2 separate regions of the Homo sapiens genome follow, and region 1 is linked to region 2. The links are chromatin loops, found by intact Hi-C in ENCODE. Cell type or tissue: mammary epithelial cell. All regions are shown on one strand. Each heading gives the region's core, and the rest is flanking DNA. Links, peaks and the distances in the headings are about the cores only.

Evidence for each region. Hi-C counts contacts between places; a loop is a spot of excess contacts. Peaks named below come from ENCODE experiments on the same cell type or tissue, not always from the same donor. Only the 100,000 strongest peaks of a DNase experiment are listed, where the experiment ranks them.
Region 1: a loop joins it to region 2, with 6 times the contacts of the local background. A loop is called at or near these places in 25 of 110 quality-filtered maps.

Annotation. Positions count from the first base shown.
Region 1 is chr20:52,075,585-52,091,995 of GRCh38, reverse strand. It overlaps LOC105372664 (a long non-coding RNA gene), which reads right to left and starts at 15,287. Exons shown (of 3, transcript XR_936849.3): 1 at 8,861-15,287; 2 at 8,434-8,525. It also overlaps a transcript of ZFP64 not described here. In mammary epithelial cell, for the core only: a CTCF peak has its summit at 8,149 (motif pointing right); no DNase peak of the experiment used is centred there.
Region 2 is chr20:51,373,247-51,389,657 of GRCh38, reverse strand. NFATC2 (nuclear factor of activated T cells 2) reads left to right here. Exons shown (of 11, transcript NM_012340.5): 11 at 1-2,695. The region is part of intron 2 of LOC105372663 (a long non-coding RNA gene); the gene reads right to left. Among named protein-coding and RNA genes, the nearest start is that of MIR3194, 72 kb to the left of the region's middle. In mammary epithelial cell, for the core only: a CTCF peak has its summit at 3,531 (motif pointing left); a DNase peak (open chromatin) is centred at 1,257.

The DNA of each region.
Region 1 (16,411 bases), core at 3,514-11,513, 700 kb before region 2:
GTTTTGAGACGGAGTTTCGCTCTTGTTGCCCAGGCTGGAATGCAATGGTGCAATCTTGGCTCACCGCAACCTCCACCTCCTGGGTTCAAGCGATTCTCCTGCCTCAGCTTCCCAAGTAGCTGGGATTACAGGCATGTGCCACCACGTCTAGCTAATTTTTTTGTATTTTTAGTAGAGACGGGGTTTCTCCATGTTGGTCAGGTTGGTCTCGAACTCCCAAGCTCAGGTGATCTGCCTGCCTTGGCTTCCCAAAGTGCTGGGATTACAGACGTGAGCCACCGCGCCCAGCCACGGCCATAGGTTTTGAAATAGGAAACTTATCTGTTTCTGGAGTTTGTAATCTAATTTTGACAAAAACTGTCCTAAAAGACATTCTAAAACTTCCAAGATGACATTTTTGAAAAACCATTTGTGAAGCCATGTTACACTCATAAAAGTTTGACTTTTATCTACATACTGAACTCTCTCATCCATATGAAATTTTTAATGGATTTCACCATGATTTCTATTTTGCCTGATGCTAAAATTGATATTCCTACTTTTTTTAAGCATTTTTCTAGAATTTCTATTGTGTTCCTATCACTTTGATTTAGGTATCTTCAGAGCATTTAGTGGCTTTTTTTCTTAATTTAACTTAAATATATTTTTAACTTTTATTAAAGTAGAGATGAGCTCTCCCTGTGTTGCCCAGGCTGGTCTCAACCTTCCGGCCTCAAGCAATCCTCCTGCCTTGGCCTCCCAGTGTGCTGGGATTACTGGCGTGAGCCACAGCACCTGACCTATAATTTAAATCTTTAAGAGGGAAATGTAATACGTTTTTGTTTATAATATTTACTTTGACATCTAGTTATCTGATATTTGATGTGATTTTTATTTTGTGCTGTTTGGTTTTTTCGTTTCATAGAGACAAGTTCTTGTTCTGCCACCTAGGCTAGAGTGCAGTGGTATGATCAGAGCTCACCTTCTGGGCTCATGTGATCCTCCCACCTGAGCCTCCCAAGTAGCTGGGACTACAAGGGTATACCACCACACGTAGCAAATCCTTTTTTTTTTTTTTTTTTTTTTTTTGGTAGAGTCAGGGTCTCACTGTGTTGCCCAGGCTGGTCTAGAACTTCTGGACTTAAGTGATCCTCTCAAAAGTGTTGGGATTACAGATGTGAGCCATTGTGCCCAACCAAGTCTGTCTCAAAAAAAAAAAAAAAAAAATCTTGCTCTGTCACCCAGGTTGGAGTGCAGTGGCACGATCTCGGCTCACTGCAACCTCCTCCTCCTGGGTTCAAGCCATTCTCCTGCCTCAGCCTCCCCAGTAGTTGGGATTACAGGTGTGCATCACCAAGCCCAGCTAATTTTTGTATTTTTAGTAGAGACAGGATTTCACCATGTTGGCCAGGCTGGTCTCGAACTCCTGACTTCATGATCTGCCCACCTTGGCCCCCCAAAGTGCTGGGATTACAGGTGTGAGCCACCATGCCCAGTCGCCCCAACCAAGTCTTTTGATGGTTGTTTTTCTCTTGTCTGAAAGCTATACTTTTTCCATTGTAGTATTTTCTCATATTGCCATCTTACCTTCACCATCACCCTTATTTTTTTTTCTGGTGTACAGTGTTTAAGTGTGATACCAAGTCATATATCAACTATCTTCTCCTCTCACTGAATGCTAATTCAAGTATAAGATTCTATTAAAACAGTTTCTCTAGAAAGTTGAAGATCCTGTTCCTGTCTTGCTAGCATCCACTGTTCTGAGGAGCTTTATGCTGATGTGAGCATTTTGCTGGTGGTTTTCTTTCTGGAAGCTTCCAGATCTCACCCTTCTTAGGGTTCTGAAATTGGACCACCCTGCTTCTAAATAAGATGCATGGCTGTCTTTAGTGTTGGGAAATAATTCTTCTCAGTTCTATCCTGGACCATCTAGAACGAGCTTTCGTGTCTTACCTTTTGGCGTCTTTTCCCCCTTGTCCTTTTGGGAGATTCTTTAGCTGTATCTTCCATTTCTAAGATTTTTCTTAATAGGTGGCTTTTTCTTTTTGTTTTGTTTTTATAAGAGCAGTTTTAGGTTCACAGCAAAAGTGAACCTAAAGACAAGAAGATACAGATATTTCCCACATGCTCCCTGCTCCTGCGCATGCACAGCCTTCCCCATTACCAACATTACATTTGAATAGTGCATTTTTACCATAGATGAACCTGCACTGACACAACATTCTCAACCAAAGACCATAGTTTACAGTAAGGTTCATTTTTTTTTTTTTTTTTTTGAGACAGTGTCTTGCTCTGTCACCCAGGCTAGAGTGCAGTGGCACGATCTGTGCTCACAACCTCAACCTCCTGGGCTCAGGTGATCTTCCCACCTCTGCCTCCCAAGTAGCTGGAACTACAGGCATGCACCACCACATCCAGCTAATATTTTGTATTTTTTGTGTAAAGACAGGGTTTTGCCATGTTGCCCAGTCTGGTCTCAAACTCCTGGGGTCAAGCGATCCACCCACCTCAGCCCCCCAAAGCACTGGAATTACAGGTGTGAGCCACCGCACCTGGCCAAGGTTCACTCTTGATGTTGTACATTCTGCGGTTGTGGACAAATGTATGATGACCTACATCCACCAATAGCTGTCATTCGACACCCTTTTTGCTGGTCAACTTATTAGAACTTTTATTTTGATTTCCATAGTTTTCATTTCTCTAATTTCATTTCCTCCCTTTGCTTTAGTAACTAAGTTCTTGACTTGGGCGTGTCTTTCTGGTTCTGGCTTTCCCCAAGCATTTGTTTATTGGGTAAACTAATTTTATTTGGATATGATCAGCCTGGAAGGGTTGGGCTAGGGGGTAGTGATGAAACATGGCTGGATGGAAGTGTTCTGGGTATGTGGTCTTCTGCTGTCCCTGGCATCTCTAACTTACCAGGCCCTTGTATTCTTTTTCTGACCTCAGCACCCTTTGACCAACAGCCTAGGGGGAGATGCCGTGCTGCTTGCTGTTTGGAAGAAGTGAGAGGAAGGGGTCCACCTGACCATTCTCCATGTGGTTCATGAAGCTGCCCAAGATCCCTACAGCTGCCACTTCTTATCCTGAGTACTTCTATAACCACTGCCATTTTTCCCAAACAGGGTTTGGCCTGTAATTTTCTCCATCAATCAGATTTTTATGTCATCTTTCCCTTAGGATTTCTGAACTATCAATGAATGATACACATTCTTGTTTCCCAATATGCTGATGTAGACTTCAGTATCTTTCTCTCTCAGTATTTGGACAGGAGGAGGCGGCACACCCATATGCCCAGGCTATCATCTTGGTCAAATCTTTGTAGCCATCTTGACCAAAAAACCTTTAACTTTGACTCCTTATGTGTTTGAAGGAGACAAACCGCACAAGTGTGAGTTCTGTGACAAGTGCTTCAGCCGGAAGGACAACCTGACCATGCACATGCGGTGCCACACCAGTGTGAAGCCACACAAGTGTCACCTGTGTGACTACGCTGCCGTGGACAGCAGTAGCCTCAAGAAGCACCTGCGGATCCACTCTGATGAGCGGCCGTACAAATGCCAGCTCTGCCCCTATGCCAGCCGCAACTCCAGCCAGCTCACCGTCCACCTGCGATCTCACACGGGTGAGTCCCTGACCAGGAAACCTCAATCCCTTACTTTTTCTCTAATTTCTTAACCTTCATTTACTTAACAACACAAGCAACTTAAATGACTTGGTGTGGTAGAAGTACAAGAATTTGGAACTTCTGTGATAATTGTGAGATTTGTCATTTTTCTGTTGCCGGAACAACAACTTTTGGTAAAATATGACTGACAGCTGGGTTTTATATCTTGACTATATAGAATCCAGCTGGGAGTAGATACCCACTATAACTGCCAAGAAGCCAATGATGTATCTCAAGTCAGACCTATAAACTAGATGTTTCAGTAAATGTATACACTGATTGCATGGCTAAATTTGGAATGTAGCAGGATCCATTAAGTATAATTAAAAATCACAAACTTTTAATCTTAGGAACTTCCTTTATGGGACCCTACTGAAATGATAGGACCAACTCATCGTGGCATGGAAAAATGGGGTTTGAGATATTCATAAAGATGCTCATAAGTTGAAAATTTTCAATGAATTCCTGGAAAATGGTGAGCAGACAGGAACATAGTGATGTTTAAAACTGAGTATAGAAAGCTGTGTCCCAGCAGACAAATGGGAGGCAGCTGTACAGTTGGAAGCCAAAGTTTCCAGCCAATATCCAAGGGCCCTGAGGGCTCTGGGCTTGGAACAAGCATGTAGACAGCCAGGGCCACAAAGCTTGGGGGACTAGCCAAGGCCTGGCAAAACTGCCCAACCAACCCAGTAGCAGGTGAAACCTCTGGCATCCATGTCTAATCATTAAACCAGTCTACTTTCCCAAATATAGTCCACCAAGGATCATGAGTCATCTATAGGAAATGAATGGAATAAAATGAGCCAAGTCAATAACTAATCCTGGAAGTAAGAGTACTTGGGTAATTTTCACATTCTAATTGGTGTCTACCCACTGGCAGAAATGTTGCATCCAAATAGAGACCTATGAAGAGATAATGAGAACAAAGAAGTATGAAATAAAACTAGGATTGCTAGCTATAAAATTAATGTCCCAGAGATTACGGGAAAAAAATTGGGTGAGTGAACTGAGAATAAGAGCCAGTCCTGAAGTCTGGTTTCTGACCAGGTCTAGGAAGAAAAGAAAATGGAAGTGAGAAGAAAATAGAGTGAAAATAGAAAATCAAATGAGAAATGAAGTCCACAATTCTAAGGGGCCAGGAGAGTAAAAGTGCTCACAGGATTCCAATCAGGATGGAAGGGAGTGGACAGGGGACATCTATATCTAGAAATATGTCTGGGTAGTATTGGCTTCTAGGAGACAATGGAACAGTGCCCTCAAGAGTTGGGAAATGATTTTGAACTTAGAATTCTATACCCAGCCAAACTATCTCAAGTATGAGAGCAAAATAGAATGATGTGCAAGGACTCAAGATTTTACTCCCAGCCACCATGCTAGTGGGAGTTACTAGAAGATAAACTCTAGCAAAGGAAGGGAGGAAACATCTGGCATGATATATTTGATATGTGAATACCTGAATATGGCTAACTGGGATTGCAGCAAAGAGAAATATCAGGCTGATACTTGTATAGAAAGTCAAGAGAAACTAAATCAGAAGTTTTAAAAATCCATTTTAAAAATTCCTTGTGAAAGGGCCGGGCGCGGTGGCTCAAGCCTGTAATCCCAGCACTTTGGGAGGCTGAGGCAGGCAGATCACGAGGTCAGGAGATCGAAACCATCCTGGCTAACACGGTGAAACCCCGTCTCTACTAAAAATACAAAAAAATTAGCTGGGCGTGGTGGCGGGCACCTGTAGTCCCAGCTACTCGGGAGGCTGAGGCAGGAGAATGGCATGAACCTGGGAGGCGGAGCTTGCAGTGAGCTGAGATTGCGTCACTGCACTCCAGCCTGGGCGACAGAGTGAGACTCTGTATCAAAAAAAAAAAAAAAAATTCCTTGTGAAAGTTACAAAATTATGAGAGTGGATGACTTCTGAAATTGAGATTCCTTCTTTCAAGAAACACAGTCTAATCAAGAAGCAAGTTAAAATGTGCCCCCAAATGAGCAACACGTAAGAAAAGAAAACAAAATTATATTGATGGGTGGTTACGCCATCCACTGGCCTGAGTGTGACAGCAGACTTATAAGGAAGTGATTGTAATCCTGGTGCAGTGTTTGGCTCCGATGAATATCACATTCCCAGTCACCATTTAAATTATTTATAGTTGGCTTCTGAACTTGAAATCTGAAAATGATTAAAGTATAAGAATTCACCAGACAGAATGGAAATATTTTTTTACTTAAAGGTGAAAAGAAAGCTACTTCTAACAAGTGAGGAGTTAAGTGTGGAGAAGAGGAGTGAATCCTCAAAAAATCTCAGAAGCTGATGGACTAAAATGTGAGGCTACTACTCAGCTTAAAAGTGTAAAAGTCACAACCACCAGAATGCAGGGGAGAGGTTAGGGAAAGGATGGGTGTGTAGGATAAGATGCTTATCTTTGTGTATATTCAACTGACGTTTAAAGCAGCAACCTCAAAAACAACTAGAAACCCTTAGCAATGTCTCCAGGGAATGGGACTCTAAAGACCATGGCTCTTTATTATTTGTCCCCTGCTGCCATAATTATGCATTAATATTATAAATAAAATTTAGCCTGTAGTTATAAAAGTAAGAAACTTTAACTTGAAATACAAGCTCAATAACTGATGTCATATAGATTAAACACTATAGTAAGCGTCTTCACAGGTCTTAGCTTGATTTGAAGCAGTTGTTTGTAATTTAAATCTCACCTCTTCTTCCACATTCAATTCTGGGATGTCAAGTTAAATGGGAGTTTAGATTTGAAACTGAAGGGGTCATCAAGAGTATGGACTTGAGTGCCATAGTGCCTGGGTTCCAAATCCCTGCTGTTTGACCTGAGCCAAGTAACTTGACCTCTCTGAGCCTCAGTTGTCCCATCTGTAAAGTGGGGGTAATAGTACCCACTCATAGGATTGTTGTGAGGATTGCATTAATATGCACAACAAGTGTTGTCATTAGGAGGTTGGGTTTAGAGTTCACAAAACCCAACCATCTCATGGCGGCCAAGTGTGCTAAGGCAGGTTGGGGTGGGAGGGTCTGTTTTGCCTGCCTGTTCTAATGGAAACACACCTTCCATTGCTAGGGGATACCCCCTTCCAGTGCTGGCTCTGTAGCGCCAAGTTCAAAATCAGCTCGGACTTGAAAAGGCACATGATCGTGCACTCGGGGGAGAAGCCTTTCAAGTGCGAGTTCTGCGACGTCCGCTGCACCATGAAGGCGAATCTCAAATCGCACATCCGCATCAAGCACACCTTCAAATGTCTGCACTGTGCCTTCCAGGGCCGGGACCGGGCTGACCTCCTGGAGCACAGCCGGCTGCACCAGGCCGACCACCCGGAGAAGTGTCCAGAGTGCAGCTACTCCTGCTCCAGCGCGGCCGCCCTGCGCGTGCACAGCAGAGTCCACTGTAAGGACCGTCCCTTCAAGTGTGACTTCTGCAGCTTCGACACGAAGCGGCCCAGCAGCCTGGCCAAGCACGTCGACAAGGTGCACAGGGACGAGGCCAAGACGGAGAACCGGGCCCCTCTGGGCAAGGAAGGGCTCAGAGAGGGCAGCTCCCAGCACGTGGCCAAGATCGTGACGCAGAGGGCCTTCCGCTGTGAGACCTGCGGCGCCTCCTTCGTCAGGGATGACTCTCTGAGATGCCACAAGAAGCAGCACAGTGATCAGAGTGAGAACAAGAACTCAGACTTGGTCACCTTCCCACCGGAAAGCGGTGCCTCGGGACAGCTCAGCACCCTGGTCTCCGTGGGGCAGCTCGAGGCTCCCCTAGAGCCCAGCCAAGACCTCTAGCTCAGCCGAAGAGGGTGGTCAGCTGTCGGAACTTCTGACCAGTGCTGTTGCCCAGCCCTCCAGAGGTGAGGCCACTGAGAGACAGGCTTTGGGCACCACTTCTGGGGCTGGCCGCTCCAACTTCACAGGCCTTCAGAGGCGATGGCTGGGCGACAGTGACGAAAGCAAAGCAAAGCAGGGCTGTGGAGACACTCCTCGCATTTGTCTCTTCCCTCCAAGGATTATCTGAGCAAGTCGACTTGTTCATTCAAAGGCGGGGTCTGCCAAGCCCTGCTCTATCCAATGGGGATAGCTTCTACGTAACGGATTCCAATTTTAAAACTGATCCATCTCTGATGGAATTATTAAACTTAGACGATATAGAAAACTAAAACTAATCTCTAGAGTGGAAAGGGTTAAAGTGAGGAAGGTGTACGTGAAGGGTCTGGGGTTGCTGGAAAACTTCTATTTCATAACCTGGGTGATCGTTCTAAGAGTGTTTGCCTTATATGTTTGTGTGGTTTCTTTTACCTGTTGTCTTACAATAAAAAAGGCAGACTCATGGTAGCATGATGTAAGGAACACTCAATTTTGCAGCCCTCCACAGACAGTTACGGTAGAAGGTTCTCCATCCCCAGCCCGCGCCCCATTCAGTAACTTAATTATAAACGCACATTGGATTTCTCAATGAGTTCCTACTGTAGTAAAACGAAATGCAGTTTGATCTGGAGGTGGCGCCAAAGATCAAGCTAACTAGCCCAGCCTGTGCTTGTCTGTTGTGGAATTCAAAATTCTGTTTAATTCTATTTGGAGAGAAAAGTCCAGGGGCCCAGTGGGCCCTGAGCTTGGTGCTGGGTGCTGGGATATGTGATACGTGGGACAGCCTCACACCAGCATCTGTTTCATCACGGAAAGCATTTAGTGTTTGCTGAACCCACAAACTACTGAAAATCCAACCTCTTCTCATAGATGGACCCTTAGGAGGTTATGAAATCTCAGTGGATATAATACTTACCCAAAGTTGCTTGGTTTCTACTTTTGGCATCTTTCCTTCAAATACTCTTTTTAAATATAAAGTCTTGTGTGCCCTCATCAAGCTGAACATCTCTGGAATTGAAACAGATTAAGTAGATCCATTGTTCCTGGTAAACTAAGAAAAAAGGATGTAAGATTTTATAGGTTGTGTAGAAGGGACTATTTCACTTGTGAAATAGAGGTACCTAGTTTATTTTGTGAATGGTGGTAGTTTGGGCAAATCTGACTCCGTTTAAGTTTTACATCAGGTAGGTGATGGTGTACTGCTGAATCTCTATTGTAAGAAGAAAAGATTAAAATGATGACAGAGACCCAGGATAGAATTAGTCTCTTTGGAGATGATCGTTTTGATCAGAAAAGTGTTTGGTTACTGAATGCTGGTGCTATTGTACAGTTGCTATTGTTACCTTTCTGCTGTTTGTCGTGAATCTGATCTGCGTTTCTGTTCTAGAAGGTTGTTGACCTTTCAAGTGGGAACCCATAGATTGAAATCACATAAACGTTCCTTGTACTTCTTGTTATAGCTCTTTAGACAAAGAGGAAAGATATCAGCCTTTTTAGAAGGCATTTTTTGTTAACAGCTGTATGGACTTTAAGGATTTTATATCCAAGCTGGTATCACCCAGCAAACTTGGATTCCCAATAGAGCAGAGGTGAGTAAAAAGCTGTGAACCCAATATTTACTTCAGGCAGTGGGTGGGGCCATAAAGTTTTTTGCAACTACTCAGCTCTGTGGTTTTAGTGCAAAAGCAACCATAGATTGCAAGAAAAAACAAGTGTGTCTGTGTTCCAATAAAACTTTACAAAAACAGGTGGCAGGCTAGATTTGGCCCATGGTCTTAGAATGTAGCAAGCCCTCCTGCAGAGTACTTTGCTCTGAACTGGCAAGTGTGACTTGTAAAACACACTAAAAGATACCAAATTTTCTGGCAGAGACACAAATGGGATTTGCACAAAGCTGAGAGTGTAGTTCAAGAGAATAAGGCTGAATGAGTATTAAAAAGAATTTGGGTAACTTAAAAGAATTTTTGAGACTGGTAAGAATTCCAAGATTCAGAGAAAAGTAGGCTAAGAGGGAAGTCTAGGACCAGGAAACTTGTAGGAGTAGGGGTAGTCTTACCTTACCATTTCTAGGAAATTAGAAGATGGCAGTGGATGGGGTTAAATCATTCGGAATTGGGGGCTGAACTGGCTAAACCTGCTAGAATGAGACTTAAAATGTACAGGTAATAACCAAATAAAACAGCCTTAATAGAAAGGAGCAGCTGACATGGCACAGACCAGAATGGCAATTCTTACACCAGCCTTGATTTGCAGAGCCCTCTGGATCTGGAAGAGGAAACTGAGAATGTTTGCAGTTTGACTTCACCTGAGCCCCAGGGATCCGCAAACTTTTTCAGTTAAGGGCCAGATAGTAAATGTTTTGAGCTTTGCTGGTCCTACTTGTTATCAGCTCTGTTGCCACTGCTGTTGTAGCACAGAGGTTCCAACTCGGCCACTGTAATGCAGCTACAGAGAATAGGGAAGGAAATAAGTTTAGCTGTGGGCCAATAAAACTTTATTTATAAAAAGGACATGATTTGGAAGGCCAGTCTGTTAACCCCTAAGTACAAGCAACAGGGTGATTGGCCTTGGATAAAAGGCAAGGGGGAAATGTTAACATGAAATTGAGCCAGCATCAGTAATGAGTGTCTATGGTCCCAGCTACTTGGGAGACTGAGCTAGGAAGAACTATTTGAGCCCAAGAGTTCAAGTCGAGCCTGGGTAGCAATGCGACTCCATCTTTAGAAAAATTTCGTGGGGCCACTTTAAGGAAGGTGTTGCTCCATGCCACAGACAGATGAGTTTCCGGTTAGGTATTGGGGAAAACTGGATCCTTTTGATCTTTACTCAGATCAGCTTGTAAAATCTCCACTGAAGAACAGAAATCAAGGCGATCTCCCGCCCCTCTGCTTAAGGTTTCTTGCTGCCTTCTAGACACTACAGAACACAAATAGCTTGTTTGTCTCCCTGTATTTAACCTCTTCTAAGAAAGCAGATGAGCCTCAATTCGAGTTGCCATCATGACTGAGCCAGGCACTGCACTAAGAACTTTACCTGTCTGCAGGTGTTTTTCTCCCAGGTGCTACCCAGAGCTGGGATAGGGTGAGGCACTTGCCTGGGACATGAGACTTAAGGGAGTGCCGAGAACTCAGTCGCCAAAAAATATTTTAATGCAGATTGGCAAACGGTGGCCCCACAGGTCATCTGCTTTGTTTTTGTAGTTCTGTGGAAAGTTGGCCTGGGATTAGGGCAAGTCAGGGCTGTGCAAGCAGAGTTGGATCCCGTGTTTAGAGTTCTGACATCCTGTTCATTGTAGGTTTCTTTTGCATTCATTTTGGTTTTTAAAAAGTTGCGTTATGGTATTTACCTTGATCAGCTGAGATTTGGGATACCACCTTAAATGTGTGCCTGAGGCCATGGCCTCTCCCACCCCACCTAGCCCCTGTCCCTCTTTAAATGCAGAAACTAAAGGATAAGGGGAAGAAACTTCCTAAAACAATATGACCCAGTAATAAATTGGGGCAGGGTGGTGACATCCTAGAAGCTGTCTCTTGTTTCCTTGAGATGGAGTTTCACGCTTGTCGCCCAGGCTGGAGTCCAATGGCGCGATCTCAGCTCACTGCAACCTCTGCCTCCTGGGTTCAAGCAATTCTCCTGCCTCAGCCTCCCAAGTAGCTGGAATTACATACGCCTGCCATCATGACCTGCTAATTTTTTGTATTTTTAGTAGAGACAGGGTTTCACTATGTTGGCCAGGCTGGTCTCGAACTCCTGACCTCGTGATCCACCTGCCTCGGCCTCCCAAAGTGCTGGGATTATAGGCGTGAGCCACCATGCCTGGCCAAAAGCTGCCTCTTTTAAATATTTAACAGACAAAGACTGTATATATTCGGTGTCTATAATGTGTTGATTGGAAATACCTAAGCATCGTGTAATGACTACCACAGATTAACACAGCTGCCACCACTCATGCTGTGCCTTACAACCCAAAATTTGTTCATGTCATGACAAAGATTGTGCCCTTTGATCAACATCTCCCCGTTTCCCCCAACTCCTGGCAACCATCCTTCTACTCTGAGAAGCCACCTTTTTTTTAGTTATAAGCGAATGCAGCTGAAGATGGGAAATCCCTGCCTCGTTCAGCTAGGGGGATGTCATCTGAGTCTATTTTACTCTTCTGTAAAATGGGTCATGTCAGGCATTTGGCCTAATGATGCAATCTACTGACTTAAGAGAAGTTGGCTTCCCTCTGTCTCCCCCACCCCCTGAGCCCTGCTTGCTTTTTTTCTTTTGTAGGGGGAGGAGGAATAACCAAGATCTAGGTACTGTGGCCTTATGATCAGCAGGGATCATGATTTCTATCTTCCCATGCCCCCTGCCACACACATCTTCAACACATAGTCTCAGATGACACCTTAAGCGCCAACTAGGACAGAAGGTCATGTCCTTAACACCGCTGGGAAGTCGCACATAAGCTGCTGCTTGCCTCCCCACCTAGTCACACACCATAGCTCTACAAAGGACACGGGGAAGCAGGTTCCTCTGGAGTGGGCTGTGCCGGTGAAAACCTGGAAGGGGAGATGCTGAACTCATGAGCATCCTCTGCTGTCTGCACAGTAAGGCAGCCTCATAGGGGTGGGAGGCATTAATAGCTTTTTCCATGGGGCACGTGATACGGGTCCTAAAGACCCTGAGATGTTACATTTGCAAGTATTTGTCTTATCTGGGCTTTATGGGGACAGTTTTGCCTGCTGCTTGTGGATGTTGGGCCATGACAGTCTTCCAAGGCATCCTAAGGCTCTACTCCAGTAGCTCTCCACCGTGCCTGCCTGCTGCGGTCCCCTGGGGGCCTCTTTGGTGTTTGAAATATCTCAGGGGAGGTACAAGGGCATCTCTACTTTCTAAAGTTCTGCAGGTGATTGTAGTGTGGAACCAGGGTGGGAAGAGCCATGTGAGTTGGAGACAGACCGTCTTCATAGGCTGTGCTGTCACAAAGGGCCCCATAGTCAGGAGGCCCCCTGTTTGGTTGCATGTTCTGTCATCGACTTTAAATTCTTAATTTTTTTAATAGCAATTTTGAAAATATTTTGCATCGGGCTTTGCAAATTGTAACAGCCAGTTTTCTGAAGAAAAGGGCATACCTCAGCCTGTCTGCATCACTGGAAAGCTGTGGGAAGGGCCTTCGACCATTGAAATCAAGACTCCTGGATAGGGGGGACCAGGTCTCTGGATGGGAGGGACAAGCACTGGCGCCCACTAACATTCACTAGTATCCCCTCCATTATTTTGATGGTTCCTCACAATGGAAGGCATTTGCCTTCATCTTTGCAAGGGAAAATTGATCTTCAGAGATGTTAACTTGCTCAGCATCATGCAGCTGATACAGGGGAGTCAAACCTGCTGTGCTGAACTCTGGCACCTGCAGTCTTTCTCCACTAGCTTCCTTTTTTTTTTTTTTTTTTTTTTTTTTTTGAGGTGGAGTCTTGCTCTGTCACCCAGGCTGGAGTGCAGCAGTACTCACTGCAGCCTCTGCCCCCCAGGTTCAAGCAATTATCCCACCTCAGCCTCCCGAGTAGCTGGGATTATAGGCACATGTCACCATGCCTGGCTAGTTTTTGTATTTTCAGTAGAGACGGTTTCACCATGTTGCCCAGGCTGGTCTTGAACTCCTGACCTCAAGTGATCCTCCCACTTCGGCCTCCCAAAGTGCTGGGATTAGAGGTGTGAGCCACCACACCCAGCCTTCCACTAGCTTCCTTAACCTCTCACCTTAGTCTAGGGTGTCTCCCACTGGCAGAGGTGGACAGCTCAGGAACAGAATCATGAGTTCTAAGTGTTGAGATAGAACAAAGTCTTCTTTGCAAGAATAGTGAGGTCTATAGTAGGGTGGGAAAAAATTTCAAATGTGAGCATCATTAGGTTGGAAAAACGTCCCTGGGCTGCGTGTGTGCTAGGGCAAGTATTGCAGGAATGACCAATGTTGCATTCCCCCAACATAGGCAGGTTACGAAATTATAAATGTTGCTTAAATGCTTATCTTTGGTAACCAAACATGGATTTATGTGAGTTTAAGTGGCCACCTGAGCTTGAGAAGCTGCTGTCAGGAGACATTCACAATTGCATCTCGTTTGCTCCCCACATGCTGCTTCAGATGCTGCTTTTTTTTTTTTTTTGTAGAGATGGGTTCTTGCTTTGTTGCCCAGGCTGGTCTCAACTCCTGGCCTCAAGCTATCCTCCCCACTTGGCCTCCCTAAGTGCTTTTTACAGCTGTGAGCCACTGCACCTGGCCCACTTCTATTTTAATAGAGATAAAAGTGAAGGCATGAGAGACAGAAGCCTGTCTGAGGTCAAGCAACTTGTCAGGATTAGAACCTGCGTCTTAGGTCTCTGAGGTGGATCCCCTTTCAATACCCCTTGCTTAGGAGGACCTGCTTTAAGACACAGTGCATTCTGAGTCATGGACCCCTTTGGCAATTCGATGAAATCTGTGAATCTGCTCAGTGATGTTTAAAAGAATAAAATACATAGGTTTGCAAAAGGAAACTGCCATTAAAATAATAGTTATCAAAATATTTTTAAATTGTTAAGTGTGTTTTTATTAACACTAAATACAAGATCTATCAGCAGATCTAGTAACTACTTTTATTTTGAAGTAGCAATCTACAATGGCCATGATGTTATACGAAAATATCCAATTTATTTTGTTGACTAAAGCACAGGTTGTCTAATGCTACTGTGATTTGGTGCCTACCTCCAAAATTGGCAGAAATACTGGATTTCGTTCAGAGGCTAGTGAAACTAAAGATTCATTTTCTGGCCAGGTGCAGTGGCTCGTGCCTGTAACCTAAGTACTTTGGGAGGCCAAGGTGGGCAGATCACGGAAGGCCAGGAGTTTGAGACCATCCTAGGCAACAGAGTGAGACCCTGTCTCTACACAAAATTTTTAAAAATAAAAGATTTTCACACCTAAGTTCCTGGACTTGCAAAATTCCATACACTGTCCCCCTCACCTCACATTAGATCTCTGATGTTAAGGCTGGGCATGGTGACTCACACCTATAACCCCAGTACTTTAGGAGGCCGAGGAGGGCAGATCATTTGAGGCCAGGAGTTCGAGACCAGCCTGGCCAACATGGTGAAACCCTGTCTCTCCTAGACATACAAAAATTAGCCAGGCATAGTGGCATGTGCCTATAATCCCTGCTACTCAGGAGGCTGAGGCACGAGAATTGCTTGAACCAAGGACTTGGAGGTTGCAGTGAGCTGAGATCCCACCACTGCACTCCAGCCTGGGTGACAGAGCAAGGCTCTGTCTCAAAAAAAAAAAAAAAAGTCTGATATTAAAGGAGTTTCTGGGGTCCAGTTTTCTTAGTAAAATTTTGACTTGGCGGGGCGCGGTGGCTGATGCCTGTAATCCCAGCACTTTGGGAGGCGGAGGCAGGCGGATCACGAGGTCAGGAGATCGAGACCATCCTGGCTAACACGATGAAACCCTGTCTCTACTAAAAATACAAAAAATTAGCCTGGTGTAGTGGCGGCCACCTGTAGTCCCAGGTACTCGGGAGGCTGAGGCAGGAGAATGGCGTGAACCCGGGAGGCGGAGCTTGCAGTGAGCCAAGATCCTGCCACTGCACTCCAGCCTGGGTGAGAGAGCGAGACTCTGTCTCCAAAAAAAAAAAAAAAAATGACTTGCGATTGCTTCCGTCTTAACCAGAACAAGTAGAACCAGCATTTGAATACTTATTCCCCCCACATTAAAAAAAAAAAAAAAAAAAAAAAACCTTTGGCCCGGGTACAGTGGCTCATGCCTATAATCCCAGCACTTTGGGAAGCCAAGGTGAGAGGATCCCTTGAGCTCAGGAGTTCGAGACCAGCCTGGGTAGCATAGTGGGACCTCATCTTTATAAAAAAATAAAAACCCTTGTATTTGAGAAGGATTCTCCAAACAGGGCTCTTCGTAATACCTCTCTATTAGTCTTTTCCCCCATAAACTGCTCTTCAGATGGCTCAATCTTCATGTGTTAGTTTGAGGGACTTAGGCCTACAGAAAACAAATGTACATTTGTCAATTCCAAAATTCTAAAGGCATTGCACTCACATGCTCTTTCTCATGCTGTGCAGTATGTATTTCTTGAAAGATCGCCAAAGACTGATTTCACCCTAATGCTAAGGGCAGGATTTTTATCCCATAGCTGAGAGGGGCAACACATGAATAACAGTTAATTCTAGTACCCAGCCCAGTGTCATCTGCACTTGTTAGCTTTAAGCATCCTTTTGATAAACTATCTCTTTAAGAGAAATTGATTCTCTGTGTATAGTTCTTTTAAAAGGCATAGACGTGGCCAGGAGCGGTGGCTCATGCCTGTAATCCCAGTGCTTTGGAAGGCCAAGATGTGAGGATTGCTTGAGGCCAGGAGTTTGAGACCAGCCTGGGCAACATAGGGAGACCCCGTCCCTACAAAAAACATTAAAAATTAGCCAGGTACAATGGCATGCATCTGTAGTCCCAGCCACACGGGAGGCTGAGGCAGGAGGATCGCTTGAGCCCAGCAGATGCTGCTATGATCTATGGTCACGCCACTGTACTATAGCCTGGGTGACAGAATGAATGAATACATAGACAACCCTGGATTTTGAGAAAAAACAAATATTGACTGTACTTCAGTTATCCATTTGTTCCTGGTTGCAAGAAAACAGTTTTTATATCAATGTTTAAGAGAATTAATGGTGCAGATGTCACATAGAATTTTTATTCTTTGAAAGAATAATTTTTATTCCAGATACTCATTTCTTTACTAATCCTAGCCCAGTCTCTAGCCCAGAGCCATAATTGCACCACTGCACACCAGGTTGGGCAACAGAGAAAAACCCTTTTCCAAAAAGAAAAAAAATTCAAAAACTGCTTTTAGCTCATG
Region 2 (16,411 bases), core at 400-8,399:
ATTTATTTTTCCCTGACAATGAACGACCTTTCCCTCACCCACCCTAAGCTCAAAGAGTTTAGCAAAATTCTCTTTTAAATAAACAGAATGCCAGTAAGAGGTTGACCCCTACCATGGAACTTCTGGGATGCTAAATACTTCCTCATGAACAAAATAAGTTCCTTATTATAAGTTCCTTATACTAGCAGCTTCACCTAAAGAATTTTCTCTCCAGCAATATTGACTTCACTGGGGAAAAGCCAAGAGTGTGTGGTGAGTGATTTGTTCTCACTCGACCTGGCTAGGACTGGCTAGGAGCTGTTTTTTGTACATGAGGGAATTTGGGCTTTCCTCAGTTATCTGAATGTTTTACCCAAGTGCCTTCCTGCTATTGTAGCAAAGTAGCTCAGCTTCCTTGTCCACAGGGTGAAAAAGGACTAATGCATTTTCCATCAGTTTTCTAACTATGTTAGCAAAAACGGCCTCCTGGTAGCTCAACCTCCTGTACGCGTGTGTGTGTGTAATACACACACAAATAAACCCCTCTGTTTTTCTAAGACATCTTAGCTGGATATTATAGGAAGCACTTTCATAAACAACTGTAACAAATCGCAAAGGAAAGAGAAACAAAAGCATTAGATTTGAGACATAAACAGGCAAGAGAAAGTGTATTAGGAACTGACAGCTATCAAGGAAGTTTTGTCAGTTACAAATGCTAGGAGGAAATTTTGCCAAGAAGGATGGCTCATGAAATATTTCCAGTACGGGAAGAGGCAATAAGATCCTCTAAGAGAATGAGAAAGTAGGGGTGTCTAAATGGTAAAGATGGGTGTGTTGCACGTGTGTTAGAAGGATCTCAGTTGAGTGAAGGTTTGCACTGCTACATCTAAGTTAATGTAAATATGTAGCACTCTGACAGGTCTACCGTGTTGCTGAATGTAGTATATTTCCAAAGTTTGCAAGTCTTCCTGTATTGTACAAAGATGCTGCTGCTTGATAATATGTATAGCAATCCAGATTAGTATGTTATTAAATTTTATTTTCTTACCTGTATTTTTATGCTTTTTACCTGTCCTCAAAATATTACACCCCTGTTGGAATTAGATTTATATTTATAAATGGTCAGAAATCTTTTTAAGTGTCTCTTTTTACACATAGGTTGATTTTTTTTTCTTAAGAGAAATGATGTATTCTTGAAACATTTGTTACTCATTCCAGGAAACAAAAACCCATATAATAAAACCCCCACTCAGAGCCTGTTAGTCACCTCTCTAGAAGATGGCATCTCAGGAGAAGGAATGGCTTTGTGGAAGAAGGAATCACCTTTTTCTTGCTCAAGAATTATGCTGACTTCAGCCCTGAGCCTGGATCTGGTCACTGAGAATCATCAAGTGTCTAGATCCTCCCCCCAAAATAACTAATTTAGTAGGTGATTTTGATTTTAAAAAATTGACACCAAAACCCTGCCTGCATTGTAATGGAATTCGAAAAGAATTCATGTTCACAGAACTCAACGTTCAGGCTAATATTTACAGAAGGGACCAAATCTAAATCCTGGTAGATAACTCCTGTATGCTTTATCCAAAGGACACCCACAGTTTTCCAGCATAGATATAACCAAGGATGAATTGATTCCTTCAAAGAACTGGGAGGCACGGATATTGCATTTTTTGTTTACATCCAGTAGCCAAGACGCCTCAGTGAGCCAGTCTTGGGCAGAGGCTGTCACATTTAGGCAGATTGGAAGTTGGTATGTTCTAATTCTCACTCTGGACTACAGTGAGGCTGAATTTATCATGTCAAAAAAAAAAAAAAAAAAAGACCTTTCCAAGTGCTTTCTATTGCTCAGAATTGAAAGAATGTTTTCATTTCAAGTTTACAAGAGGCATGGATGGAGTTGTGACGTTCTTGACAAGCTGGGCTAACCTTTCCCGAACTTGTTTCCCGGAGGCAAGGTGCTCGGTGACCCAGCGCATCTTAACCTTGGGTCTCCTAGGCTCGAGGCTAGGGCATTACGTTTCGTGGAACCAAAGCAGCCAATTGCATAGCAAGTATTTTCCTGCATTCCAATTAAATGCTTAAGAAAAAGCAGCATCCTATAAAATTGTGATCATAAACATCCATTTCCCTCAGCTTTTGTGAGTGCCTTGACTTACAGCCAACATCACTGTTTAACTCAGTCTGTTTAAAAACAAACTTTTCTGGTGGTTGATAACAGAGAGTTGCTCCCTGAGCCATCAGGGTCCTGGGAGCTGGAAGTGAAAGGGTTATTAACATTCTACCTTTATGCAGCTGTTGGCTGACCAGAATAAACTCCCTGCTGAGTTCAAGCTTTGAATGGAATGGATGCAAATGATGTTGTTTCCATTAGAGCAGGTGCTCACAGCATTCTGATTGGCCTGAGCAGACCGAGGCTATGGCTGTTGGGACAAGCTTAGCATCCTGGACATCTTGTCAAAGAACCTCACTCACCCCTCTGGCCTCTACAGCCCTCAGAGGAGAGAAAACCAATTCTCCAACAAACAGGTCTCTCCAACATGGTGGTGCTGGCAGGCTTAGGTTTAGAAAATCCTGACTGTTAAAGGCGTTTGAATACATCACATTCCTATGCAAATGTTTTTAATCTCCAGTTTAATGTAGTTTATTTTTCCTATATGTAAAGTATTTTTATACGGCTTGTATCATGATAGTTTAGCAATAAAACAGTTGGAAGCAACATCTACTTTGGTGTATCTTTCTTTTCCAGAGAGGCTACTCAAATATTCCCTTTACATTTCGGGCTCCCTCAGCAAGGAACATTTTGTGTGTGTACATAAGTGTGTGCATTTACTCCTCGTCTCAGCCCTAGGAGGTAGGTACAGTCCCACCGTGCTTGTGACTCAGGCTCAGAAGCCACTTGCCGGAGGTGACAAAGCCACATGGTCAACCTGAATTTGTCTGGTTCTCTCCAGCACAGCTCTGCTGTAATCTGTGCCTTTAGACTACTTTTGAGGTAGCATTCATAAAAGAGATTTATGATGCCCACCTTAGACCAGCTTTCCAAGGGTCCCAAAGCATTCATGGTCAACTGGGCTAAGCCAGCCACTTGGAAGGCAAAAGCCATCATTTTTATTTGAGCATCTTGCAAAATATCAAGGCTAAAGAAAAAAAATGCACCTTATACCTTCAAACCCACAAACATAAGTACTAGAACCTTCTAGCCAAGTTCCTCCTTAAAACAGCTTTTGCCCTCCTGTAGCTAAAGCACCTAAGAGGTTTGGAAGTAGCTGCTATTTTTAATGTCTTAATATGGTTCGAACCTCCTCCCACCCTTTAACCCCAGGGAAACGGGATACCTGCCCCCGGCCCTGTGTTTTAGGGACCCACTTCACCCCACCATAGCCCTGCACTTGGAATGTCTTCCTGGGAATTTTCTAGCCCCCCATTCCAGTGCGTGTAACCAGCACTACCAAATGGGCAGGGGTCCCAAGCTCAGACAGGGACCTGCATGGGTCCTGGCTGCTGGAAGTGTCTATCTTGAAATAGCCTTAGTCTCCCTCTGGTGGCTGGGACTAGCTGGCTCCCATTTCTCCCCTTCAGATGCCCCAAAGAGCTCTAGAACCTGCACCTACAGGGTCCAGGCCAGCTTCCAGAAGAGCACCCTGGTGAGCAGATTGCTCCTGATGGCTGGTGCAGTATTTTCATTGTGATTTTTGTGGGATGGTGTGAGACTGAATCACCAGAATGGTGCTGATTTAGGAATGGCTCAAATTGCACATGCAGACAGGAGCCCCACAAAAAATATCTGCCCAGGGCTACACCTAAGAGGCAACTGTGCCCCACTAAGATGATTGCTGCCGCTGCGGCCAACTGTTTTGCTTTAACTCACTTTCTGAAAACCTTACACCACTTCTCCTGAATCGAAAGTCAAAATCACTTAAGCAGAGGACAAGGCTAAAACTATACAGTCATTTTTAAAAAAGAAAAAACAAAAAACAAAAAACAAGTCTGTGTTCTACATTTATATTTAAGCCACACTTAATAAACACAAATTTGGCCTGTGCCTCAGTTTCCCCAGATATAAAATGAGTTCTCTAGTCCCCACCTCACAGGTGCTGCATGTTTAATCAATATTACCTATCGATCCACTGTCCCGTCATTTAACAAACAGATTTCAGATTCACCTAAGGCATATCATGGAGCCTTGAGCTCATCTTGAGACCTCATTTGACTAATATCTGGAAGAAAACATTTAGAGCTCTGACTATGGGATTTAAATTTTTCTAAATAGATCATTAAAGCCAGAAACTTGAGTTTATCCAATTTTCAAAACCTGAGATAACAAGGAAGTTCGTATTGGAGCATCTTGGGGTCACTTTGCCAGGAGTTTGCAAATCTGAACATTGTTCCTTGCTGTATCCAACAGCATGGGGTAGTTTCGTACAAAGGAGCAGAAACAGAACAGTGGTTTCGTGCCAAGTTGGGATTTAAGAAGTGGTAAGATTGACAGGAGAAAACAAATGCTGACTCCTACTCAGCCTCTTCATGTTCATACATTGGGAGGAAACTGGGTTCCTGGTAGGACCAGGTTGAGTATAAAATAACGCTGAGGACAGAGGCACAGAACCACAAGGACCTTTAAGAAATGAAAGTGAAGTCATTTCTTTTGTCTGTGGATCCCCAGTAGCTGTGATGGGGTATAGGGGACACACTTGCTATAAACCTCATGACATTTTGTGGTACAAAGATGGACAAGGTCAGACCAAACTTTCTCCAAAAAGGGCTTCTCACTCTAAACCACCTCTTGCCCTGCCCTCCTGGTAAAATTCAGAAGTTGAGCTTTGTAAATGGCCCGATGAGGAGTTATCAAAGAAACAAAACCCCCTGCTGTATATCTGCCGTGTCCCAGGCCCTCTAGGAATCCCTGATTTACGAAAAACTTCAAGCTCTGAAACATTGCGCTGGACTCGAGACAGGAAGTACAGTGACAATTCACTCTGATTTCCAGGGGCTATACTTTTTACATCAGTGATCCCTAAATTTTTTGTTGAAATGGGGACACTTCATCCTTCTATGAAATACTGACAAAACTCCTTGAAAACACGTTGCCAACAGTTTCTGCTGCTGTGCAAAGTGTCAGAGGATATTTGATTCAGAACCCTCTGCCCTTAATACCATGAGAAAAAAGCATTCACAGGACAACCGTGGAGAGGGTTGTATTTACACCTTCACATACACACGTGCCAGACTCCTGTATGACCTCCCCAACTATGTGCCTTCTTCTCTTTGGTAGCCAGGAGGCATTTTGAGTTCAACATGCCCCAAAATTTCCTGATTCCCAATCTCCTCTTCCTCCCTTCTCCCAACACACACCCATCTTACTCATCAGTTTATGGCAACACCATCTACACAGTCGCTTAGTCAAAACCCTGGGAATAACCCCGGATCCTTCACTGTCCCCACTGCCCACATATCAGCAAGTCCTGCTGGGTCCCTTCTGAAATCATCCCACCTCTATGCCTCATGCTCACCAGAACACCCTCATCTCCTACCTGGATGACACAACAGCCCTTTGCTGGTGTACTCCCGACCTCCCCGTCCACACAGCAGCCAGATCGAGGTTAAAGCAGCCTCAGATCCCATCACAGCCCTGTTTAAAGCCCTCCACGGCTTCCCTTTGCGTTCAGGATGATCCGAATTTCAGGCAAGAGGCTCAGCCATCTTCCTCGGCCCCAAGTTCTCCAGCCTCCAGGTCTCTTTTCTGTTCCTTGCCCAGACCACACCATTCCCCACCTCTCTCTCTGTCTCCTCCTAAAACTTGAAACGCTTTGACCCCCGAGTTTCGTGGACTGGCTCTTCCTCATTCTTCAATTTTCCAATCAAATTCTTGTCCTCAGAGGACTTCAGTGACCGCTGTCATGTGGGACCTACCCCATGCCCCACCCACACATGCACTCAGCCTGGCATGTCAAAAACGCTGTTTGGATGGCCGTGTGCATGTTTGCTGCCTGTCTCTTGCCCCTGTAAATTCCATGGCGGCGACGATTGTCTTGATTTGCTCAATGCCATCTCTCTACCACCCTGGCATGCGGTATGGTAGGCCCCCAGGAACCGGGTGTTAAATGAGCAAACATGCCTTTTCCTGTGCATGGAGAACAATGGGCTCATCTGGCATGTATGGAAAATTAATCATTTCCTAATATTTAACACATTTTATAAACCAAACAACTGACTCAAGGGAGACTTTCCTCCTGCCCCACATGGCTCGGTTTATTCATCTCTAATTACACAGCAGTGTATTCCAGCCTGTCTTCTAGACAGAGCCAGTTCCCTTTGCTACAGAAAGCCAAAGGCCATAATTCCCTAGAATCCTGGAGCCTGCCAGGCCAGTTATCTGCTTTCTGGCAGCCTGCAGTCACCTGTGGCCCTCCTGCTTGTAAAATGCTCACTGCTGTGGCTCAACAGCTCCTTGGGGACAGGTAAGAGAAGGGCCGGCCAGCCAGCTGCCGTTTACAAGCCCAATCTGAAACCGGCTTCTCGGGGGAGTCTGTTTGACAAGGTGAATAACGGATTGTTTGCAGTGGAGCGAGGTGCGGCCAGCGCCTGTAGCTTGCTATGTTAGATGGTGCTAACGCGCTCCGGCTGGGCGCCTCTCCATCTGGTCCTCCCCAGATACACCTGCAGCCGTGCAGTTCAGGAGCCCACGTTCTCATTTATCCTCCCCGTGGTGCAAATAAGCCAGGGCACCCTCTGTGTGCTGCTGGGGTCTTCGACACAGACCTTGGCCCCTGAGCTGGGCTCCAGGATCTGAAGGTGCAAGGGCAGGCTCTCCTAAAATCTGCCCTGTGGACACCCCACCCCCCGTCTCCAGTTCCCTAGACCAGCACTGCCCAGAGTATGTCCAGGGCTCCTCGGAGAGTCGGGCAGTGGGGGTCCCAGGTCCCGTGACTTCCATCTCCCAGGGCTCACGGCCTCCCCTCTGGGACGAGTCTCTTTTGCCATTTATCCCTGTTTATGTCACTCTCATCTCATCCCCTGCGTCTCACTCTGACCCCCATGAGGCTCAGACCCCACTTTCTGCCCCACAGCCCCATGAAATGGTGCTGCCCATCCCTCTGCACCTCACTGCCCCCCATAAACAAACCCCCACATCCTCAGTCTTCCCTCCCCCCAGGGCCTGCGTGTTTTCATCCTAGCTGAAACCCACCGCTCCTGAGCCCTGTCTCCTTGCAGGCCTCTGCGACAATTAGCACAAACTTAGTGGCATAAAGCAACACAAATTCATCACCTCACAGTGCTGGAGGTCCAAGGTCCAAAGTAGGTCCCGTGGGGCTAGCATCCTGGTGTCAGGAGGGCTGCGCTCCTTCTGGGGGCTCTGGGGGAGAAGGTTTCCTCATCCTTTCCAGCTTCTTTGGAAATAGACACGGCTGCCCGCATTCCTTAGCACTCAGCTCTCATCTGCTGGGCCAGCCATCCCATCACTCTGATTCCACTTCCAGCCTCACGCCTCTTTCTCTAACAAACTCTCACATCTCTTTCTTTTGCCTCTAAAGACTCCTGTGATTACATGGGGCAAACCTGGGTAACCCAGGGTACTCTTCCTTTCTAATCACTGGTGATTAGCAATCGCACCTGCAAAGTCCCTTTTGCTGTAGAAGGTAACACATCCACAGATGATGGGCATTAGAACATGGACATCATTACGGGGCCCTTATCCTGCCTGCCATGCCAATGTGGCAGTGTTCAGAGGTGATGCCTTTAAGTGGTGACTCTGGATCCTGAGGGCTCTACCCTCGTGAATGGATGAATCCATTCATGGATTAATGGGTGAATGGGTTATCATGGGAAGGAAACTGGCGGCTTTACAAGAAGAGGAAGAAAGACCTGAGCACAGCACATTAGCGCACTCAGCCCGTCCCCATGCGATGTCCTGTGCCACCAGGGGATGCTGCAGAGTACCCGTGAGCAAGAAGGCGCTCATCAGATGTGGCCCTCGGCCTGGGACTTCTCAGTCTCTACAACGAGAAAGAAATTCCCTTTCAAAATGCCCAGTTTCAGGTATTCTGTTATAAGCAACAGAAAACGGATGAATACGTTGTTCAAGGCTCACGGACCACATCAGTGAAGAACACAGACTAAGCAAAGTCTCCATCCGCGTGAAGTGGACATCCCAGCAGGGTGCAGAGGGAGGGAGAAAGGCCTCAAAGAGACCTGGAGCTGATCATGTTTCAACCTGAACTCTTGCATTTCTCCTTCCTAGCACCGTCCCACCCCAGCGTTTATTTCATTTCATGGGACACCGTCACCCCGGTCACTCAGGCTAGAAGTCCAGCACCATGCTTGGCCCTCTTCCTTCTCTGACACCCATCTCCGATCTGTCAGGAAATCCCATCAGTTCCCTCTTTCAATTTTATCCCGAAACTGACCCCATCTCGGCCTGGCACTCTTCTGAGTCTGGTGTTTGTTTCAGCACCACCTCCTGCTAGGACTGATGTGGTAATCTCTCGGCTGGTCTCCCTGCCTTTCCCCTTCTGCCTGTCCTCATCACAGAGTGTTCCTGCTAATCTTAGATCAGGTCCTTCCTCTGCTCAAGATCCTCAGTGTGAAAGACAAAGACCTTAAATGGCCACCAAAGCTTTCCACTGCCCACCTCCCTTCCTACCTCACCTCCCAGTACTCTCCCATCTTGCCCTCTGCTCCAGCCCCCTGATCTCTCACTCTCAAACATGCCACACTGCCTGCATCTCAGGGCCTTCGTCCAGCTGTTGCTTCCACCTGGCATCTCTTCCATTAGATGTAATAGCTCCAGATGTCAGCAGAGACACTGCCTAAGCTCCCATCCTAAAATCAGGCCCACTGTATTCTCCATGGCTACTTGGACCCAAACAGAAGCTGCTATAGTTTGGTTTATCTGATCGCCCTCCCCTCACAACCGCTGCCATATCTCATGTTGAAATTCCATCCCCAGTGTTGGAGGTGGGGCTTAACAGAAGCGTTTGGGTTATGGGGTGGATCCCTCATGAGTAGGTGAATGCCCTCCCTGGTGGGGGGTGGGGGTAAGTGATTTTTCGCTTCATTTGTTCCCATGAGAGCTGGCTGTTAAAAGGAGCCCGGCACCTCCCCTCTCTCGCTTCCTCTCTCGCCAGGTGACCTGCACACATGAGGTCCCCTGCCTCTTCCACCATGAGCGGAAGCAGCTTGAGGCCCTCACCAGAGGCAGATGCCCCATCTTGAATTTTCCAACCATCAGAACCATGAGCCAAATCAACCTCTTCTCTTTCTAAATTGCCAGCCTGAAGTATTCCTGTGTAGCAAGACAAATGGACTAAGATGTCTAACACAATCTCTGAAGGCCTGAGTGCATCTGTTGGTAAATGTCCTTCAGCTGCATCTTGGTGGCATCCCGATGAGGGGAGGGGGTGGTAGGAATGATCCACCTGGTGCTGGCACTCAGGGGTTGCACTATCTACAGAGAATTTTAAAACAGTATTTCAACAATTGCTCTGATTTTTATTATCACTAGGTACTGGCTTTTTTTCTTTTTCTTTTTTTTTTTTTTGAGACAGGGTCTTACTCTGTCATCCAGGCTGGAGGGCAGTGGAACAATGACAGCTCACTGTGACCTCTGTCTTTTGGGCTCAAGCAATCCTCCCACCTCAGCCTTCCAAGTAGCTTGGACTCCTGGTAGCCACACCCTTGTGTGATCCCCTACCCTTGATTGTGGGCTGGACCTAGTGACTCGCTTCTTAGATTACAAGAGGTAATGACTTCCATCTTGCTGGCGCTCTCTTTATCTGAGTCTTCTCATTTGCTCCCTCTGATGAAGCCAGCAGCACTGCCTACGTGGAAAGAACCCAGGGCAGCTCCTGGTCACAAACAGTGGGGAACTGAGGCCTTCGGTCCCAGCCTATGAGGAACTGAATCCAGCCACAACTGCTGATCTTGCTTGGAAGTGGATCCTGCCCCAGCGGAGCCTTGGGATGACCATGGCCCCCGATGACTCCTGACTGCAGCCTGAGAGAGACCCTGAGCCTGGGGGCCCAGATAAGCTGAACCCAGATTCCGGGCCCATGGGAGCTGTCAGATAATGAAAATGTGTTGTTTTAAGCTGCTATATTTTGAGGTCATTTGTTATAGAGCAATGAAGAACTAACATATACAGAGAGGTCATGTAACCAGGCTGAGGCCACATAGTCTGTCGGGGGTTGGGGGAGGGTCAAGATTCAAGTCCAATTTGTCTCCTAGAGCTTGTGAGTTTTTTTGAGACAGGGCCTCACTCTGTCACCCAGGCTGGAGTTCAGTGGAATGATGAAGGCTCACTACAGCCTTGACCTCCTGGGCTCAAGCGATCCTCCTGCCTCAGCCTCCCGAGCAGTTGGGACCACAGGCACACATCAGTGCACCTGGCTAATTTTTTAATTTTTCATAGAGATGGAGGTCTTATGTTGTCCAGGCTGGTCTCAAGCTTTTGGTCTTAGGCGATCCGCCCACCTCAGCCTCCCAAAGTGCTAGAATTACAGGTGTAAGCCACTGCGCCCGGCTGCTTGTGATTTTTATCTCAAAACACACCACAGCATTTTCTGTATCTGTGTTATAATAGGCATTTCCACCAGCATCGCCACAAAGCAGATGGGCGCCTGGTAAACTCCACACGTAACAGGCATGTGGCAGCCACTGGGCCACATGGACCAGCATGTCCGCCCCCTAACTGGTTTCCATACCTCCCCAGCCCATTCTCCACGCAGCTGCCAGATAATGGTTCTGAGGCTCCAGTGGGTCGCCATCACAGTTAGGTTTAAAGCTCTGTAATGACCCCTTTCATGTAGCTTTTAGAGCCACCAGTGACCTGGCCTGGCCTACCCCTGGGCCACCCAGAGCTGGTGCTCACACATCTGCCGCACACAGGCCCGATCAGAGGGTTCCACATCACAGAGTCTCCGCAGCTGGACCCTTCATCCGGTGAGGAAGAGCTGCCCCACCCTCCATCCCACCTCCACCACCCCCGTCCCCCCGAGGATTCGAGAGGAGCCGTCCCTGCCCACGTGGACACCCTGGTTAATCCCTTTCTTTTATCTTCACCCTCCCTCTCTCCCAGCTCCCAACCATCAAGGTTCAAACATGCTAGGTGTCCCTTGTCTAAATCAACCAGAAATAAAAATAGAAAAAAAATCATCCATCGAACCCGCATCTGCCTCCAGCCACCAGCCTGGCTTTCCCCACGCCTCCCAGCCAAGGGTCTAGAAGGAGTTGCTGCTGCCTCTCATCCCCTGCTCCTGCTCACTCACTCCCCAGCCATTGTGCTGGGACTTCTGCGCCTACCTCACTGCCAAGCCACCAGCGCCCTCCCTTGTCAGCGAATCAAATGGACTCTTCTCATTTCTTCTCTTCCTGGACTTTCCAGTGGCGTTTGGCTCTGAGGTGTTCTCTCCACTTCTTCAAACTGTCCCCTTGCTCTTGGTTTTCAGGTCACCCATGCTACCTACTTTCCCCGGCTTCAGCCAATGGTCCCTCTTCCTCGATGCTAAAATCGCGGCGCCCAGACTCCACCCAAGATCTTGATCAACAATGAATGACCCTATGATTCAGCAGTGGAACACCTGCGAGTCTTCCTCTAGAAACACCCCCGACGCACCCAAAGACACACACAGATACTCAGGCTGGTCTACTGAAGTAGCAGAAAAATATAAACAATCAGAACACCCATCCTCACAGCCCTGGTGACCTGACGCCTGGCGGACGCCCGTAGGGGGATCCAACGCAGCTTTGGAACAGAATAGGTGTGTGCATTCATTTCCTAGGGCCGCCTACAAATTGCCATCAACTGGGAGACTTTGAACAACAGAAATTTATCTTTACGTAATTCTCGAGGCCAGAATTCTGAAACCAAGTGCTACAGGGCCGTGATGCCTCTGAAGGCTGTGGGGAGGACCCTTCCTGGCCCCTCCCAGCTTCTGGGGGTTCCTGGTGTTCCCTGGCTGTGGCTGCATCACTCCAATCTCTGCCTCCATCTTCACATGGGCTCCTCTTCTTATAAGGATACTTGGTTTTGGATTTAGGACCCACCTGGTTAATCCAGGATGGTTTCATGCCAAGACCCTTCATGTGGTGACATCTGTAGAGGCCTTTCTTCCAAGTTGAACCACACTCACAGGTACCAGCGTCCACCACAAGAACACATCTTTTGAGGGGGCCACGATTCAACCCAGTACAGTGAGGAAAACACCCTGTTTCCTCGGGTTGTGTTTAGGGTCAGCTCCTTTGTTGCTCTGTTGTGTCTCCTGGCCTCATCCTTCCTCATGGGCCTTCCCTCTGTCTAACCTGTTATCTACATGGTTTGTCTTGGCCGGGCGCTGTGGCTCATGCCTGTAATCCCAGCACTTTGAGAGACCGAGGCAGGTGGATCGCTTGAGCCCAGGAGTTTGAGACCAGTCTGGGCAACATAGTGAGACCTCATCTTTACAAAAAGTACAAAAACAAAACAAAAAAGGACAGTTTGTCTTGCTCACTGCTGTGTTTCACCCCAGTGCCTGGAACAGTGGCCGGCAAGGGAAAACGCAAAGTGCAGACCTGTGCGTCCCATTCATGGGATGACCACACACACGCACACACACACACACACACACACACACAATGACATAAACTCATACACACACAATGACATAAATTCACACTGCATACACACATACTGCATACACACACTGCATACAAACACACACATCCACAATGCAAACACACATACTGCATATACACATGCTGTATACACATCTGCATATACATACATACTGCATACACGCACACTGTATACACACACACATCTGTATACACATACATACTGCATACATGCACACTGTATACACACACATCTGAATACACATACGTACTGCATACCTGCACACTGTATACACACACACAAACACACGTGCTTTTTCTGAAAGACATTTCAGAATTACTAATGGTCCTGGGAGTCCAGGGGCATGGGGGAGGGGACGAGAGGGGCTTTTCGCTCCATATCCATTTGTACTGCTTGAAATCTGTAACCACACAATCTATGACCAAGAAAAAGTCTTAAAGTAACAACACATCGTTACCTACACCCGGAACAAAGCCACTACAGGTGTGACCCCCTCATCTGCTGCAAGCCGCTCAGTGCCGCTCCTGCCCCTCTCAGTCCCTCTCCGGCCCCTCCCCTCATGCCTCCTGCCCCTCTACCCTCTGTAAAGATGGAGCTGGGGGAATAATATGGTTTGGATCCATGTCCCTGCCCAGATCTCACGTTAAAGTGTAATCCCCAGTGTTGGAGGTGGGGCCTGGTGGGAGGCGATTGGATCATGGGGGTGGATCCACTGGTGCTGTTCTCGTGATAGTGAGTTCTCATGAGATCTGGTCATGGAAAAGTGTGTAGCACTTCCCCACCCTTCTCTTGCTCCTGCTGCTCTGCCCATGTGATGTGCTGGCTTCCCCCTAGCCTTCCACCACGATTGTAAGTTTCCTGAGGCCTCCCCAGAAGCAGAAGCCACTGTGCTTCCTGCACAGCCTGTGGAACTATCAGCCAATTAAACTTCTTTTCTTTGTAAATTACCCAGGTTCAGGTATTTCTTTATAGCAATGGGAGAACAGCCTAAGGAGGCGGGGGGCGCGCTACATCTTCCGTGTCTCTCCCTCTCCCTCCTGGTGTGTTCTGCACAGGGCTGCCATGGAGCAGCAGCCCTAATATTTTTTTCAAGGATCCAAGTTCTAAAGCTAGACAGCAACGGTGGCTACAGGCACAGAGGCTACAGTGTCAGCTGCCCTGCGTTCAGGGAGCTGGGCAGGGAGCTTGTTCCAGTGTCTTCCATTTGCCCTCCAGGTTCACCCTCAGCTCTCTGGGCCTGGGAGGCGGACCATATGACCAGCCTCTCCGGGGCACCTCTGGCTTTCAGAGGGTTCCTTCAATAGGAGGTGCCAGCAAGAGATGGAAGGTTGGGTGTTCATGCCGTGGCCTGGATATGTCCCTCAACAAAAGCCACTGTCTCTCCAAGTGGCCCTCTCCATGGGGTGCCATCCCTCCCGGTCCCAGAAACTGCTCTCCTCCTTAACCTCTTCGGGCCTTGGGGCGGCAGAGGTGCCCCAGTGCTGATAGCTCTGGGGGATTCATCTTGCATTACGTTTCCCCTCTCTCCTGTGCCTTTGTGAATAATCCATTAAAACTCTCCTCAATTTACTCCTTTGCCTGTGTAGCCTCCTTCTGGGTTCCTGGTTTCTGGCCTGCTATCGTCTGTTCCCTTCACAGAAGCCAGAGGGATCCTTTTCAATATGAGCCAGATGATAGCACCTTTTGCTAAAGCCCGCCAAAGGCCCTGACCTCACTCAGAATAAAAGCCAGGGTCCTGCTATGATCTGGCCCCCAGCTACTCTCAGACCACCTCATCCCTCCAGCCACGCTGCCATCTTGCTGTTTCTTGAAGAAGCCAAACACGTTCCTGCCTCGGGGCCTTTGCACTTGCCAAGCCGTCTGCCTGGAACGCACTTCCCCCATCCCCTGCATGGCTCTTTGGGTCATGTTCCACCTCCTCAAAGAGGCCATCCGTGGCCACCCTAGCTAATGTATCTGCTCCACCACCCTCCCTCGCAATACCTGGGGTCTTGTTTGGGTTGAGTGCCTATGATAGGATCACTCTCCCACCTGTCTTCCCCCGAGAAGGTCAGTTCCTCGAGGGCAGAGTCAAGTCTGCCCAGTCCACAGTTGTGCCCACAGTGACCAGAAGTGCCAGGCATGTGGTAGGTGCTCTGATATTTGATGAATGAATGGGGACATTTCCCATGCAGCTTTCTCTGGAATTCTTGGCTGCCGCCTGCCTTCTAACAAGTCCCTTGACTACAACCTGTATGGTCCGGGGACAATGGGGGGATGTTTGAGGAGACACAAGCTTTCTCCTGCAATTCATCCAACCAGAACCCCAAATTAGAACCAAATAACTCCTTTGGTGTCAAGGCTAGAGCAAGAGAGAGACAGAGATAGACAGTGCCTGCTGGAGGAACAGTGGAGCAGGGCCAGGATGGGAGGCATCATAAGAACAGTGTGGTCGGCTGAATTATGGCCCCAAAGAGGTCCCCGCCCTAATCCCCAGAACCTGTGAATATGTTACCTCATAAGGCAAGAGGGATTTTGCAGGCGTGATGATGTTAAGAACTCTGAGACAGGGAGATTATCCTGGATTATCCAGGTAGACCCAGTGGAATCACAAGGATCCCTATGGAATGGAGGCAGGACCGTCAGAGAAGATGTAATGATGGACAGAGAGATCGGAGTGATATGATCCAAGGAAAACAGATGGCCCCAGGAGCTGGAAAAGGCAGGAAACAGAATCTCCCCTAGAGCCTCCAGAAGGAAGGCAGCCCTGCCAATATTTTGATTTTAGGACCTCTGCCCTCCGGAACTGTAAGATGTTAAATTTGTGTTGCTTTAAGCCATTAAGTTTGTGGTAATTTGTTATGGCAACAAGAGAGAACTCATACAAAGAGTAATATCTGCTCTTTCCTAACTGCTTATCAAGTGTGTGCCAGCCGCTGCAGGAGCCGTTCCCAGCACTCTGCAGAGCAAGGGCTCTTGTTATCTCCATTTCACTGATTAGGAAATGAGAGGTGATATGGCTTCCCCGGGGTTGCATGGTGAGTGGCTGAGGCAGGCCGGAAGGCAGGTCTCCTTGATCCCAGAGCCCACATTCTTCCCACTAAGACACCCTGCTTCCCCGGTGCACTCACACTTCTTTGGCCTTCCATTTCCCGTTTGTCACCCATGGGCCACCTCTCACCTTGGAGTTTCACAGCCCCTGGCTGCTTTATGCAGAGAAACGGCCAAGACAGCCTCGCCCAGTGACCCCACCTCTCTGAGCCTTGGGGTGTTTCCTGGCCTCAGTCTTCCCTGCCTGGCCCCTGGGAGGATCCAACATGAGGGCGCCTGTTCAGAGAACTTGCAGGCCTTGTTGGGTGAGTCTGTATCAATGCCTGGCCAGTGACCCATCCCTCTGAGCTGCACTTGGAGGCCAGAGGGTGGCGATTCTCCTGACTCCATTGTAAAGCCCAAGACAACCTCGGAATCTGATTGGGAGAGTGGATTTGCATCTGTTGCCTGCCTGGGCTGGGTGCTCTTGCACATTTGCTCAATCCATCTGAAGCCACCTTTGACACTTCTAATGCCATCATCCGCATTGCACAGCTGGGGAAACTGAGGCCCAGAGAACTGTAATACGAGCTCCAAAGCATTCATTTATGCACCCAACAGGTATTTTTTGATGCCAACCTTGTGCCTAGAACAGAGTGTTTTGGACACGGCAGTGGAGCTTGTGTCCCAGCAGGAAGGATAGACTGTATAAACCATAAGAACAGAAGAGTTCAGCAATGGGTGCCTCGGGAAAAATTAGCAGCAGGGAGGGTGCGGCTGGTGGTGCTTCTGGCAGGGGCTGTGATGTGCCTG